2 separate regions of the Homo sapiens genome follow, and region 2 is linked to region 1. Evidence: chromatin contacts called from ENCODE Hi-C or POLR2A ChIA-PET data. All regions are on one chromosome and are shown on one strand. The core of a region is the stretch at or near the end of the contact, and the rest is flanking DNA. Distances in the headings are between cores, read along the strand shown.

Region 1 (3,256 bases), core at 309-2,808:
ACACTCTTCCAAGACAGTAGTTGGGAAAAAAAAAAAAAAAAAAAACAGGAGGAAATGATGTTACATTTTGGAAAGAAGTGTTTCCAAGAATAAAGTGGTCAGTTATGTCAAAATTAAGGATTGCAAAGTGTCACAGGGGGTCATTGTTAGCCATTGTTAGGGGAATTAATGCTTATAATGCCCAACTCCATTAAAATAAAGATAGAATAAGCTGCAAGAATAGTGATACCAGATACTGTGAAGCAGTACAATTCAACATGTGAAACACTGACAGAAGTCAAATTTGTACTCCACCCCAAGAAACCTAAACCTTCCCTTATCTGATCAGTTATGTAACAGAATAATGGATCCTGGCATTTGCTTGAAAATACATAGTGTAGGTATGGGGAAAATGTAGGTTAAGAAAAACTATCATTTGGACGGTATTAAGCTCCAGAAAATCACCAGAATAGAAAAAGTAGAAAGCAAAATTGATGTATTTATTTTTGACTAAGTCACTAACTGCAAACAAACGAGGAGAGCAAATATTATTTAAATTATCCATCCCCACTCCACTGGTCAAAAATATAATTTTTCTTTACAGAATGTGGAGAAAAGGGGCTCCCCTGAAGTGTGTTAAAAGAGATGAGGACGGTCAGAAAAATCTGTCTGAAAAAAAAACGGAACTATCTTTAAATAATACTGCAAAATAGAAATATAAGCTACATCTTAATAAATAAATGTCTCTGGTTAATGGGAGGAAAGATGTGAGGCAGGCAGGATTACAAAGCAACGAGACAGCGGGAGGTAAGGGCACAGGATTTGGAGACTCATATATTATGTCAACACAGCCAGGAAATCAAAATCCTAGACCTAAACTGCACAATCAAAAGTAGGATGTAGACAACTATTGCGGAATCAAAAGTCCTAGCCATATGCTCACCAGCCTTTTGAAATGGGACAAGTGATACTATCAGTCTCATCTGTAAAATAAAAGTATAGTGTTTTCCCTGCCTACTTCATGTTTTGTTATGTTTACAAAATGGTACTATTCCGCTCTATGTTTAACTCACAAGCACGCAGAAGCGGAGCAGGCTGAAGATAGGATGCCTGTCACAGGAGCTCTGCCTCTTCCTACATCTTACCTGTCGCCTGCTGCTTCAGGAAAGGTACCTGGTAGGATCCAGGACCCACATGGGCCTCAGTGCTGCCACCTTCAGCCAATTTGAGCAGGCGGGGAGCCCGATCATACATAGTGCTCGGGGTGGTGGGGGCGCTGGGGAAGGGCAGGTGCCGAAAACGATAAAAACAAGGTAGCTAGAAGTGTGGAGAAAAAGGAAGCCGACACCAGTCTGAGGAGGCCGGGAAAGAACTTCCGTAAACAGGGAAATTAGGGGTGGGGTTGTCTCCCCGCCCGCTCATTGATACCAGATTTCCTCAAATCGATTTCTAGCTCTGTGGTAAAGTAGAGGGGTGAGCGACTAGAGATTAGACGTCCCACACAATCATCAGTTTGCCAGGTGCACGCCACCAAAATTGGGTATTAGGGATTAGACGCTCGCCCCGGTGCTTCCGGCCCTGACTCCGCCCACTTCTCTCCGCCCGGAAGCCTGGGGAGGAGGCGGGCCCAGTCTCTGGGGAGGAGGCGGGCCCAGTCTCTAGGGAGCGAAGTGGAGGTGCCTTCCTGGGCCGAGCCCTCGGAGCATGCGCACCGAGCAGCCACCCTTTCCCGGCTCTTTTTACCCGGAACCCGGCGCGCCTTGAAGAAGGCAGGCCTAAACCTCGTAGCTCTTGGGGTCCCGGTAACTACTTAGGTCCCGAACTTTTTTAAGTATGCAGAAGAACCTTAGAAAACGCGTTAGGAAGGGTGAGGACTAACTTGACCTTGATCTGCTTCCCGACTCAACAGAACCTAGTAAAGAAAAATGCAGTAGCATGAAGCAGAGAGCTTGGGGTTCCGCAAGCTCTCCCCCGCTTCTACTGCAGCCCCACTCGTACTCACAGAGAAAAGGCACCTCTGATCTTAACCTGTAGATAGTCCAAACTGCTAAGACAAACCCAGGGCTCAGGGCAGTGACAAGAAATGGAGAACCCAGAAAAAAAAATAACAAATAAGATAAGGGTAAAAAAGAAAAAAAAAAAAAAAGAAATGAGGACACCAGGCAAGGAGGCGAAAAGCTCACCAACTGAAGCCGTGGAAGTGACTGAAAGCTGCCTCTTTTGTCGTATGCCAGGTAACCACAATACTGATTCATCAATATTTAAAAAGCAAAGCGAAGGCACTGAAAAAGCCCAGTCCACCCCACCAAACCAATGATTCTGAACCTTGGGCAAAAGAAACCTTGCTTGTCCTTGGGGCTTAAGGAATCTATGTCAGAATCCACCTCTGCATCTCGCAGGCTGTTTTTTCTAGCAAGAATTCTGTCCAGATTATAAATATCCTCAGAGGCTTAGACAAATCCTACCTTGATCATACCTCACCTCCAAATGGTCTACAGTACGTTAATTTGTTCCTACTACAAGTTTTTATAGTTTTCATACTCTGTAATACACGATTTGCCACTCAATCCTGTGCAACATTTACTGTGGCTTCATTGTGCCATATAGGTCGGAACCCTCTCCTTGCGAGGCTATATGCTTCTCAAGGATGTATCTGTAGTACCTTTTTTTCTGTTCAATAGCTAGCTAAATTATTTATGCACTTAAAAAACACGAATTGGCATATACTGTAGGTTCCATCCCTGCTAAGTTATGAGGATACAAAGGCATAAGAAAGTCCCTGCCCTCAGGTGTTCTCTCTCTAATGGGGAAAGAGACGTATAATCCAAAACGAGAGGTGGCAAAGATTTTTTTTAATGGTAGGAAAATGAATATTGCAATATTTTGGAAACATCTCACCAACTTCGATTCTCCCTGCATTCTGTCAGAAACCCTCATAATTCTCTCAATGTTGTTTTAACCTTATTTTCCAAGCTGCCACCTATACCCATTCAGAAGATCTAGATATTTACTATGACATATTAGAAAGAGTCACAGAGATGAAAGAGAAAAATTCATGTGCTGTGTATGATAATCCAGTGGTGCTTGTAAATTTGCCCGCTATGTCCTTAAGGACATCATTTGACCTTGATGATCCAAACAAGGATATCAACCCAAACTGCATACTCAGGTCTAGGCCATGGTTGCCGTAAGCATTGATGCAGAATTTCAAGCCCTGTCTGGCCATTCTGTCTGCAGTAGTCTACATTACTCTTTGCTTGAATATACATATTTTTGG
Region 2 (3,256 bases), core at 510-3,009, 1.4 Mb after region 1:
GTTAGAGATTAAGATACGAATTTGTTGGGGGACACAACTCAGTCCATAACAATTTTCAAAATATCTGTGGGCAATGAAAAACCTGTGGATTTCCTGCTTATCATGACCCCAGATAAGTTTAAAAATCACTAATTACCATTCATAAATATATGCACATATTCCAAAAAAACTTTCCATCTGTTTTCTTTGCTAAAATAATAGAGTATCCAAGGCAACAAGGATACCTGTGCTACCCTGAGCAGTGCAGCAGAGCAACCTCTGTCTTTTTGATTCTGACAAAATTAATGCAAACAAGCCAGTTGTATCATTTTTTTCCTAGTAATGAGACAGGAAAATTCCCCATGGGGCTTCATAAATGGAAAATAACATAGTTACATAGCCAAGTACATGTTTATCTCTAGTGACCCTCTCTAAGGGAAAGCACAGCACACAGAGTGTAGACTTCTCCTACCCAGAGTTAGGTATTAATGTCAGGATCTGTGGTTGAGATTGCTTTTTATAACCCGATTTATACTTTCTCCCTCTCTTGTTAGAGCCCCTGTTTTAGAATGGGGTGTCAATGTGCCCTGTTAAGAAACTACATTTTCTATCCTTTCTTGTAGCTATAAATCATCAATGCAACATAGATTATTGTCTGAGACTCATGAGAAGGCTCTTACAAAGAGAGCAGATAGCTAGCATGTGCCCTTGTCAGCCCTTACCTCCCCAACCTTCCTCTTGTTTCCTGCTTGGAGTACAGATTTGATATGTGCAAATATAGCAGCCATCTTGGATGACTGGAACTTCAGGAACCATCTTGAACAAGGGATAATTTCAAAAATGGAAGCCTAATATTAAGAAAGATGGACCTAAAACATAGATGAAGCCAAGGTCCATAATGATGCTTCATAAAGCTTCCATACCAACCCTAGATGGTTGAACTCTTCCATGTGAGGAAGAAATACACATCTATCTTACTTAGAACACTATTTCTGATCTCTGTTATTAGCTGTGTAATAAAGTTTCTCAACTGATACAAAGTGAAAACTAAAAATCTCAGAATACAAAAATTACCTTAGAAAGTCAATTAGATCTCCCATAAAATTCCCCATAAACTACAGTAAAACAGGGAGGCATAAGGCATAAGAATGGGTTATAGGCAAAGGCAATTAAACCTTTAATTCTTGGGCCAGTCAAGAAAACAGACAAATTAGGCTCTATCCTTGCATTGTTTTAAGCTAGTATTTGCCTTTCAGAAATTGTCTATATTGCTCTTAGAGATTGTAATTCAGAAATTCAAAATCATGTGTATTCTGAAAAGTCTTGTGAAGCACCGCATGTACATGTGTGTGTGTTTCTCTATGACTTCTAATTAACATTTCAATATTTTTTCATGGCTATTGAACATGTCATCAGCACAGACATCCTGACTACCAAAGCAGTATATTCCATTCACAACTATTAGAAACTCCTTAAAAGCATGTATACCTTCTCCCCGTTGGTTTTGGATTAAGCTATATTTGGTTATATCATAATTGTTCTTTAAGCAGAATTGTGGGAAAAATTATAAATTTGATTTATATTGCTCTCTGTTTTATTTTTCTTCTTTTTCTTTCTCTTGCATTGGATTTAACTCTATTATATGTCCAAAATTGAGGAAAGCCATTTGTGGCCACATGGTTTTGTCAAGTGGGTAACTGGAGGTCTGAGAAGAATAGTGGGTGAGAGGTTCTAGAACTTAGATTTTTCTAAGGAATGTTACCACGTTGCTAAGCTATGTAACATATCTTAACAACCAGGGAGCCACACAGGCTCCTTGGAGTAAGAGTGTGAGAAACTGGATGAAGACAGCTGTATTCTTTTGGAAGCGTTCGAGATTGGTCTGTCTCTACCAACTAAAAACTTCTAGCTTAAGTGCAGAGATTTAAGGAGATCAACAAAAACTCAGTCTAGACATATTATGAGGCTGGGAGGGTATCAACAGACTTGAGTTCTTGTCAGCAAGATCACCTGCTTTTAATATTGTCCTCAGGTATAATTTTAAATTCATCATTACAATAATGTTCTAAAATTTTAGGTATGATTTAGTTAATAGTCCTCAAGTTCATTCTTTTTTCAAGAGTATGTGAAAGCCAAATAAGTCTGTTTTAAGAAAATGAAATACACATTGTTTTCTTGTTGACTTTTTTTTTTTCAAAATTTAAAGTGTATCACTACCCTTTAATCTAAGAGAATTGATGTGGGACAGACACATACAGAATAACTGAATAATATCAGCTAACATTTAAGTCAATTTCATCAGGTAATAGACAAACAGACTGAAATCTAGGCAATAAAACAATTAATCTGTGGTCACTTTGCTGGTTAATGGCAAATCTGGGACCATGAATCCTATCTTTAAATTTCTGGTTTAATGTCTTTTTCACTCTCCAAATTGTCTGCTGTACTCTTTTCCCCTCAATACAAGTAAAAAGCAAATTTACTGGCTTAATTGTACAAAAGGTCCCACACCAAAAGAATGAGTAAGTCTAAAGTGTGATTTAAACAAAGAGATTAGAACTAGCTCCTCACTGTGATATTCATAAACAGCAATAAGAAAATATACTTTTTATTGCTAGATAGATATTTTCTGCATTTAATGTCTACATATATTTTACCCAACCTAGGATAATTTTAGTATTTATATATATCAAACTGAAGTTCCTGAAAACCAGATATTCTGTGGCAACAAGTCTGGGAATTTATACACCATACAGTCTAAGTATATAGCATGAAACACTTAAACATAGATTGCTTTGTTCTAAAAAGGTAGTCAACGATCTAAAAGCATCCATCCCAACAAAATCCTGAGATCAATTTCTAGAACATGAACATTTTTTGACACTGCAAATTATTCTAACCCAAAAAGTCTCTGCCATGGTTATAAATAAAATGTGTATTTCCCAATTCTGCTACGATGAATAAGATTTTCATGTAAGATAGAAAAAATACAACAAGCACCAGAAAATCATCCTTCTTAGATTTCAAAAGCATACTATTTTCAAGAAAATTTAAATAACGACTTTCTATGTTCTTAATCCAGAAATGTTCTTTCTCACATGGTTGTGAATTCACCAAGATACATAACATTATCTTTAATCTCCCAGGTCTATGACACCATAGGTGTCTAAAAATGTTAACTGTTACTCAATATTGCAAACAACAACATGGCAAAGGTTCTCTGGTTTATCATCTCCAGATACATCACTCTTTTGGATTTTTTTCCTTCTTTGGGTTT

The links. Hi-C counts contacts between places; a loop is a spot of excess contacts on that map. ChIA-PET counts read pairs that join two places held with the same protein, here RNA polymerase II (POLR2A). Pooled maps may share reads with other maps.
Region 2: a map of CD8-positive, alpha-beta T cell shows a loop between it and region 1 (15-fold over the local background). The contact joins the promoter of C4orf17 here to the promoter of STPG2 in region 1. A Hi-C loop is called at or near these places in 2 of 168 maps with a recorded cell type or tissue (CD8-positive, alpha-beta T cell and naive thymus-derived CD4-positive, alpha-beta T cell) and 8 of 50 pooled maps. POLR2A ChIA-PET finds 5 or more read pairs at or near these places in 1 of 52 experiments (activated naive CD4-positive, alpha-beta T cell).

What each region holds. Positions count from the first base shown.
Region 1 is chr4:98,141,918-98,145,173 of GRCh38, forward strand. STPG2 (sperm tail PG-rich repeat containing 2) reads right to left here and starts at 1,559. Exons shown (of 11, transcript NM_174952.3): 1 at 1,125-1,559. The coding sequence starts at 1,233. RefSeq lists an enhancer at 1,286-1,385.
Region 2 is chr4:99,509,262-99,512,517 of GRCh38, forward strand. It overlaps C4orf17 (chromosome 4 open reading frame 17), which reads left to right and starts at 1,760. Exons shown (of 9, transcript NM_032149.3): 1 at 1,760-2,011.